2 separate regions of the Homo sapiens genome follow, and region 1 is linked to region 2. The links are chromatin contacts, found by Hi-C or POLR2A ChIA-PET in ENCODE. All regions are on one chromosome and are shown on one strand. Each heading gives the region's core, a stretch centred on a gene start or an enhancer-like site at or near the end of the contact. The rest is flanking DNA. Distances are from core to core; before and after follow the strand shown. Region 1 overlaps AUTS2 (activator of transcription and developmental regulator AUTS2). Region 2 overlaps AUTS2 (activator of transcription and developmental regulator AUTS2).

Region 1 (4,313 bases), core at 1,570-4,069, 63 kb after region 2:
GAGTAAACTTTTGTAGGTGATGGGTATGTTCATTATCATGACTGTCAGGATGGCTCCACAGATATATTTATAGGTCAAAATTTATCAAATTTTATCCTTTAAATATGTGCAGTTTATTATATTTCATTTATACTTCAGTAAAGCTGTTTTAAAATGATTATAAAAACTATTTCCCTGCTGTTGTTAACACCCTGAGATGTCTGCCTCTTTTCCTATCTTTCTGTGTTTTAAATACACCAGCCTACTGCACTTTAATACCTCTCTAGCTCAGACAGCTACACACAAAACTTACTCTGAAGAATGTCAAAATGCATGTTTTCATCAGAGAAATATCTCATGGTCCTTTGTTAAATGTTCAAAAATTCATGATTGGGCTTTATAAGGCAAATATGTCCTGTTTTATAGAATTACGGGAGAGAAAATGCATACAAAAGAGCCCAATCCTTTTTTTGGCTGGCTTTTATGTCAGAGCTCAAAATTGCTCTCTGATAAAATGTAGGCCACCAGATTGAATTACTTCATTGAACCACTGCTGTCCTCTGTTAATGGTAATTGCACAGATATAGCAGTCTTTCTCGGCAACATCTCAGATATTTACCTCCCACTGTTTTTCAATTCAAACCTTTGATGAAAATATTCCCAGTACTTCTTTAAAGCAGACATCCAACTGTCTTTCTTGACAAAAGCAAGGTCTCTAAATCAGATCCTGACAATTTGTGACACAGCAGTCTATCCAAATCACCTTTTACCTATGTCACTATGTCATTTCCTGAAGAAAAAAGTGTCCATCAGACAAGCAATTTCTGTAGGTTTTGGGGGCTGGAAGGTTGGTATGCCAGCAAAAATGAGAGAGGAAAAGGGAAAAATAATTTTTTCCTTTGACTTGTGTGGAAGGAATTCAGTGAGGGGTTGACCAGATCTAATAAGCAAAAGAGGGGTTTTGTATATTTAAAAGATACATTTTTATAAAGAGAGATCTATAGATATTTGTTATTTTCAAGATGGTAACAATTGAAACTTGAATCTAGTGATTTCTGAAAGCTGCTCCCTTTAAGGAGACAGGGAAACAAGGTTAGTTTTTTTTTAATTCTTAACTTTTTCTGTTAGACTACTTTAATATGACAATATTTAGCAGTTTATTTTCTCGTCAGGGATTCAGCTCAGTTTCTGGTCTACCTCCTGTCCTGAACTGAGCAGACTACATTTCCTCACATGAAGGTTGTAGGTTGTACAAACAATGCCACTGGCATGAACCATGATCAGCGCTCTCCACTTGACTCATGGTGACTTTGGAGGCTGGAGTGCAGCACATGGTAACCAGGAGATCAGCTGGATCAGCCTCAGAGTGAAACTCGCTGCTATTATCTCTTTGGCTATGGTTGGTTGGGTGCTTTTTTTTTCCCTTTTAGTATTGGAAGGATATAATTGATACTTGCTTTCTTGGATCAAATTGTAGCATCATATGTTTGACTGATGGGTTAGTTGTAGGAGCTGTCAGAGCCCCCCTGGGACCTGCTTTACAGGTTTGGTGAATGAGCAGCTGACAGCACAGCAAGCACACTTTCTGCTGCCAGCCTGGTTTTGTTCTTCCCAGGTGGATGTTTCATTATAGGAATGGGCCTCAAAATAACATTTGCCCAGGAATATTTCTAGAGAGTGGTCATCTTTGGTGGCACTGTTATGGTGGTATGTTGCTCATTTAGAGTGGTCTCATTCAAGCAAGACCCATACATCATTTGGGGAGAACAGTGAGGAAAACCGTGGGCTGAGCTCTGGGGAGGGTTCGATCTGGGAATAAGGCATGTCCTAGAATCTCAGTCAGGATTCTACTTTCAAGAGACAGTGCAAGGCTCCTAGGAAGTTGGGGCCAGGAGGTAATTAAAGAGGTAGAAAGAGAAAATCTTTTAAAATCAAGTTTCTGACTGCATGGGCTCTTGAATGTGGTCTTTACTTTGATTGTGGCCTCAACATACAGGTGGTAGCAGAGTCCTTGAAGGGCCCTTGACTTTTTTTTTTTTTTCAGAGATCAGGGAATTTGTAATTTAGAAGGAGAAAACTGGCACTCTTGTGCCAGTAAAGCCTCTGCTGATAGCTGTGTGCCGTTTGTTTTTAATCCTTTCTCGGTATCCGTCTCTGGCCATCCTTATCTTTACTAGAAATCAAAGGCTGTGAAGGGACCACCAGAAAAATAAATAATTCATAGCTTTTCAAAGCCTGAGCCCCAAATACTCAACTTTCAAAGCATGAGCCCCAAATATCCCTTCCCTTGGGCTTGAATTTGCTAAACTGGAGCCTGTGTTTACTCTACTAGGGTAACCAAGTATTCAAGAGCTCAGAGAAAAAAGGACTGGCCACTATACCTCTTTGGAGGTAAGAGAGGAGCCCGTGTGAGTTCATGTGTAGAAGAATCACTTTCACCTGGAATAGAATGTCAATCCCAGAATCTCACTATCTGGCAGGCAGGAAGTGATACCAGTTTCTGGCTTGGAAAGGACATCTGAAGGATCCTGTTGGTTTTGTTTTGTTTTGTTTTGTTTTTTTCTCCTGTTGGTTTTGTCTGCTGACACGTGGGTAGTGCTGACCCAGTGTCTGACCGGATTGTCTCCATCCATAACTTCATCTAGCCCTGTTTACAAAAGAATGAACACAAGTGACAGCCTCAGTGAACCTGCACCATGAGGATGCCCTTACTTCTCCCACACTCTCACTTTCTTCTCTTCTTGGCTCCTCTTCCCCTGTACTTCTCTCTGTTGACATAGAATATGCAAAGTCCAAGAGATGTGGCAATGCCAGTAAGAGCTAAGTTACTTGCAGCTGGCGGTGCCACCTGTGCCTATCAAATTTCAGCCAAAGCAATTGCTTTCCCAGAATGCCCTGTTTTGGGGAATTGGAAAGTGAATCTGTAGGGGCGGCAATGGCTGTATAGAAGAGAGCTTTTCTCTGGGCTCAAATATGAGGACAAAATTGTGAAGTAGGACTGTAGATAATCCCAAATCCCCACTTTTGCATCTTCCTGAGCTCAGAGGCAACCCAAGAGATTTCCGAGTTAATCCTTTGGACTTTAGGTGAACTCTCAGCTAGAACCATCGTTTGCAAGCAGATCTCCTGTGGAGGTGACAGTTCCATAACCTATCCTGGTGGTTGTATAGTTGAGAATGTTTGTGATTCCTTCTCTCTCCACAAGACCTCACCACTTCCAGTTATGTTCATTTTATTTTTGTTTAGTCATTTTTGTGCTTAGGGAACAATTTTTCAGCTTTGTACTCTCACCTCATAAAAGTCCTTTGTATCATTGTGAAAAAGCAAGTCAAGGCCTGGCGTGGTGGCTCATGCCTATAATCCCAGCACTTTGGGAAGCCGAGGCAGGTGGATCACGAGGTCAGGAGTATGAGACCAGCCTGGCCAACATAGTGAAACCCCATCTCTACTAAAAGTAAAAAAAAAAAAAAAAAAAAAAAAAAAAAAAAAAAATTAGCTGGGCGTGGTGGCAGGCACCTGTAGTCCCAGCTACTTGGGAGGCTGAGGCAGGAGAATCGCTTGAACCTGGGAGGCAGAGGTTGCAGTGAGCCAAGATTGTGCCATTTCACTCCAGCCCGGGTGACACAGTGCAAGACTCCGTCTTACCAAAAAAAAAAGCAAGTGAAATTGACATTTTAATTTAGTCTGACTGCATTTTTCTATAATTTTCTAAGAATTTGTCACTTTTTAGTATTTTCTCTTTTCTGATAAACTGTTCCAGCTTTTCATCACTTTTTAATCAGCTTTCATCAGTTTTATCATACTCAACCTCTGGTATTTTTCTTTGTATGCTCTCTTTTTCTCCTTTTTTTGTTTTGTTCATGAGACAGGTCTTGCTCTGTTGCCCAGGCTGGAATGCAGTGGTGTAATCTTGGCTCATTGCAGCCTCAACCACCTGGGCTTAAGCGATCCTCCTATCTCAGCCTCCCAAAGTAGTTGGGACCACAGGCACATGCCACCATGCCTGGCTAATTTTTTATTGTTTTATTATTTATTTATTTGTTTATTTATTTATTTTTTCTTTAAGAGATGGGGGTCTCTCCCTATGTTGCCCAGACTGGTGTTGAACTCCTAGGCTCAAGCAATCCTCCCACCTTGGCCTCCCAAAGTGCTAGGAGGCATGAGCCACCACACCTGGCTCTTTTCTGTTGTTCATTCTCTTCACCCTTGTTTAGATCCTAAAGTGACCCAGGCACTTCAGGATCTGAAGATAGCTGGATGATGATGAGTCTTCTTAAAAGGTAGCATTTTATAGCAAACATGATGTAGAGCCACTGAAGGGTTTTATAGTTGCT
Region 2 (4,810 bases), core at 651-3,150:
CTGGAACTCCTGACCTCAAGTAATCTGCCCACCTCTGCCTCCCAAAGTGCTGGGGATTACAGGCATGAACTGCCACACCTGGCCTAACGTTTCTTGAAGTACAGGCCTACTGGTGATTAATTCTTTCAGCTTTTGTATATCTGAAAACATCTTCATTTTACTTTAATTTTTAAAAGACATGTTAGTTGTGCATAGAACTAGCGGTTGATACTTTCTTTTCCCTTCTCCCAGTACTGTAAAAATGTTTCACAGTCTTTGCAATTGCATTTTTTAAGTAAGAAAATTAGGTATCATTCTAATCTTTAACCTCTGTATATAACCTGTCATTTTTCCCCTGGATGCTCTTAAGAATTTCTTTTATCACTAGTATTGAGCAATTTTTTTATGATCTGCATTGGTGTACTTTTCTTTATGTTTCTTGTGCTTAGGGTTCTTTGAGCCTTTAGATTTGTGGTTTTATAGCTTTCATCAAATTTAGAAAATGTTTTATCCTCATAGGACTATTCTGATTCTCCTCAGCTAGTAATTTCTTTACCTAATGGACCCATTTACAAAATACACTCCAGGTCCTATAAATTTTTTTTAATAGGTCATATAAAAGTTACTACCAGGAATCTGATGTTTATAGTGACAGAATCAAGTCTCGACACTTGGAAAAGAACATTGTCTGTTTTCTCTTGTAAACTCTGGGATTGCTGAGGTTTTCAAGGAAGCCAGGTACTAAACCACTCTGCTGTTACAGTCACTGTTCTTCTTTTTGGCTTTCCTACCTCCTGAGATTCTTGGCAGATGAAGGATAAGTGCTTCATAAGCCTGAAATGGTGGCCCTTCTGGGTCCTGTGGTAATCATCTGAGCACGTACTTTTCATTTCTGAGTTAGTACGGAGATTCCTGAAGTTCTGTCTACATCTTTCCAATGTTGGATTTATACCCAACATGTAGGAATATAAAATTTAGTGCTAAGATGATAGGTGTTCACTTTGTTCCAATCCTGTAATTTGCTGTGGTGACATACAAGGGAAAGAGAAGAGCCTTAAATATTTGCCTGCTAGCTATCAAGTAGGGGGGATTATACTCTTAATCTCATTTACATTTTCTTGTAGCTATAGCAAAGTTTGACAGGCAATCGTCATATCCCCCAAATTATATTAGTGTGCCAGTTACAGGTCTGTGACTCCTAAGTATTATTTTTAATACTTAGGAGTATTTTAATACTCCTAAGATTATATTTAAAAAACATAATCTCACCAGTACATTTTTATTCCTTCCTTTTTAATAAACCAGCTTTGACAGATGAAAAGGAATCTGTGCTGTAGCTCAGATTTCTCATGTTAGGCATATTTTAGCCGTAAACTTAATTATCGCAGGAATTTTCAAATGACTCCAACTTTTTCTGCACTTGGTATCAGAGGATACCAAGTCCTGTTTTTGAGCTGATAAAATCCTCCTTCTGAAAGCATTTGTTTATTATATTACTGCTTCACATGAGCTGAGCTCTATCCTGACCCCGTGTTAAGTGTCTGTGGTAGATTTCATTACATCCATATACTGGAAGTCCTGCCAATACACTGGCAGCAAAATCCTAGTGGAAAATAAATGGCAATAAAAAAGAGAAATGATAGCCTGTGTGAGTGGTGAGGAGCACAGCTTTATTGAGACTGGACAACCCCAGAGTAGTGACTTGGCATGCAGACATGAGCTTAAGAGAGTGTGAGTGAAAGCTGATATTGGAATAACGACTCTGTGGCACAGACATGGGAATAATTTAATTAATTGCACTGAAATTTCTTTGATGAATAGTTATGTGGTGATAAGCATGAGGTCGAACAGCAGAATGAGTCTCAGCTTTTTAATGGGCCAGCACAGCTGCGGTTTTGGATGCCTTCCCACTTTATTTCTGCCTGCAGCTCTCCACCGCTTTATTCATCCACATCTCAGCTAGGAGCACCACTCGCGGGGCCCCCTCTCCATGTCGGCAGAGCTGAGGGGCAAGTACATTTGGCCATGGGAAGCAGGCTGGTGACTGCTTTGAAATGAAAACCAGATCAAACGAAAATTGTAGGATGGTGTCCTTATGATGCCTGCACCTCCCCTCCTCCCCAAATCTCTAGGATGCTTTTACAGAGTCTTTGCTGCTACGTTGTATAAAGATTTTAATAAAAATTTCTTGTCCCTGGAGAAACAGGCATGTCTTTGTTGTCAGAGAGCTAGAGGGAAATGAGCAATGCAGCCCAGCTGGAGTACCAGCATTAATCCCATGATTCGTAGCCCGTATTTTCAGACAGATCAATTACTTATGGCTGTAACCAATCTCTCATCGTTTTCTTGCTGTGCAGGGCTCCATTTCCAGACTCGGCAGCTGACATAACCTTCCAACTTGATAGGACTTCAGCTGCAAATCTCTTCAGGTCTGCTGCCTCCATTCATCGTGGTTATACAAATGAGTTGTTAAATAAAAATCAAAAGTAAAAAATTATGGGTGGTAATCTCTGCCTGGCTCAGTAATACCCATGGGCCTAGGCAACATTTTCAGTTGGATTTTTAAAAAACAAGATGGATGATTCACTTGTCTGACTTCCTTCACTTTTATGGACAGGCTTTGCATGAGAGAAAAGCCATCTCTAGAGGGAAGAAATTATCCACAGTGGATACATTTCTTATCAATTTATAAGTTGAAAGATTAACTTAGAAGTGGAGAGAAAGGAGATTATGAGGAGACACGAAGGACATGTACAGGTGAGCTGTGTCTAATGCATTTCACACTGAGTGAGTCACCCCTTTTCAGCTGCTAGGCTGCCTGGGCTTAAGGCCAGGAGATTCTGTATCAAAAAGAAATGACCCTTGCTAACACAGAGGTGTCATGGAACATGTAAGCTGTTTATAGAGTATGTCACTGTGTGAATGTAGAACTTGTGTGAAGGATCTAAACCCAATAACCTTTGAAGAATTTACCCAGAATTTATTTAGTGTTTTCAAGTTATAACTACTCCTTGTGTGTATTGAACCCTTCACAGCTATGTCAGGCCAGCTAAGCCTTCCTGGAAGAGGTACTTAGGGGCCAGATAAAGCAAATTGGAGAATCTCTTTGTGATTTGACTCACTTTAGATGCACAGATGCTCATCTGTTAGGAAAGCATGTATTGACTCTCTTTGTGCCCTTTTCTTTCATTGTCACTCCATCATTTCCATCTCTTCAATGAATAGTCCTTTGAGGACTTTCCCATTTTCCCTATAATAACCAACTACGAAAATTTGCAGGAAGCAAAAAGGAAAATGTGGACATCTAGAGAATATAAATGGTTTTATGTTTAATCTAGGGGGAATTATGTATGTATTTATATATATTTGTGTATGCGCCCTGCATGCTTGTTGCATTTTGCTGTATGCTTTAGAAACCTTTGCCTACATGGAACCCATTAGTAGTGTCCTGGGACAGGTATTCATGAACTCTGTTAACAATTAAGGAAGTAAGTTCCTGCTGCTACAGGCTGACAGCCACAGTTTCCCCTTGGGCTTGTATGGCTTTGGATTGATTCTAAAGAAGCAAAGGAAACATACAGAACATACTTGTTTGATTTGAAAGTTAAAAACCGGTCTGTGTCTGTTTTCTTCTCCCTTTTCACTCTAGCCCTTCTTAGGCATCCCAATGCGAGTAGTAAAACATAAATCATGCAATATCATAAGATACTGCTACAGCTCTTGCCCTGCCCTGGATTTGTTTTTTTGTGCATCTGAATTTTATTATGATCCATAAAGCAGTATGGAAATGGCTCATTGGTAGGGTTGCATGGCAGTACCCCATCCTCAGACCCTGCCAACAATTGAAAGTCTGAGAGGTAATAAGAAATAAAAGGGAGATGAGATTTATAGTTCGTGAGTTCAAGTTGCTTTTTTTTCTCCGTGGAATGTTGCCTGTCTTATTAGGAGTTCTTTAGTGAAACAAAATGCAGTGGTAGCTTAGAGAAATTATGGATACTTTCCAGGGGTGTGGGAGAAGCTTAGGAGTCTGTAAGCCTTCTCCCCTGGTTGCAGTTAGGAAGCCAGTTGACAGTATAATAGGCTTTTGGAAGTGGGTGCAATGGTTTGTGTGTTCTGTTTGATGTTGCAAATACCAAGCCCGCAGGGAGATCTGCAAAGAGGATATTCTGTTCTTAAAGAAAGGAAAAGATTAACCTGAAACGTGAACTGAAAAACTCCTGAATTCTAGAGGACTTAGGTGCAGCCAAGGAAGGATCTCATTTACTTACGTGGAAACATCATTTGGCAAGCTGCCTGCTCCAGACAAGCAGATATTTTTTAATGATTTCAATTAATGAAAAGCAATCACTAATAAACTTGAGAGGATTGGATCACATATTAAGAGTGTGTGTGTGTGTGTGCGTGCGTGCGCTCACGTGTGCGTGTGCAGTATTTGCATGGTTAAGGTTTGGAAATACGTGCATTCTCATACACGCATAGAAGTCTTACAACTACGTGTACTACTTGGAGCCTGCCTGATGGTCCTTTTCTTCACATTCAGAATCATGCTTCTGACCCATTAGGAGAGGCTAACTCTTGTTATTTTGGAGACATTTTCAGGAGTGGTAATGAATGGGCATTAAGGCACTTCTGTTATTCATGAATATGTACATTCACTTAACATATTTATTGAGTACCTACTGTATGCCAGGTATTATGCTAGGTGCTGAGGTTATAGCAGTAAAAAAATAAAAAGATACATAGTCTCTGCTCTACTTTAGTTTATAGGTTATTGGAGAGACAGACAAGAACAAATAATAATACAGTTATACACTTAAAATTTTTATATTGC

The links. Hi-C counts contacts between places; a loop is a spot of excess contacts on that map. ChIA-PET counts read pairs that join two places held with the same protein, here RNA polymerase II (POLR2A). Pooled maps may share reads with other maps.
Region 1: a map of psoas muscle shows a loop between it and region 2 (4-fold over the local background). The contact joins two enhancer-like sites. A Hi-C loop is called at or near these places in 4 of 168 maps with a recorded cell type or tissue (IMR-90, ascending aorta, naive thymus-derived CD4-positive, alpha-beta T cell and 1 more) and 2 of 50 pooled maps. POLR2A ChIA-PET finds 5 or more read pairs at or near these places in 2 of 52 experiments (IMR-90 and Panc1).

What each region holds. Positions count from the first base shown.
Region 1 is chr7:70,153,457-70,157,769 of GRCh38, forward strand. The region is part of intron 4 of AUTS2 (activator of transcription and developmental regulator AUTS2); the gene reads left to right. Among named protein-coding and RNA genes, the nearest start is that of AUTS2, 560 kb to the left of the region's middle. Within about 2 kb of position 2,820, at least 2 of the 41 ENCODE cell types and tissues checked have a DNase peak (open chromatin) inside an H3K27ac peak, as active enhancers do; they include psoas muscle, where a contact is called at or near this core.
Region 2 is chr7:70,090,896-70,095,705 of GRCh38, forward strand. All of the region lies in intron 2 of AUTS2 (activator of transcription and developmental regulator AUTS2), which reads left to right. Among named protein-coding and RNA genes, the nearest start is that of AUTS2, 490 kb to the left of the region's middle. Within about 2 kb of position 1,901, at least 3 of the 41 ENCODE cell types and tissues checked have a DNase peak (open chromatin) inside an H3K27ac peak, as active enhancers do; they include psoas muscle, where a contact is called at or near this core.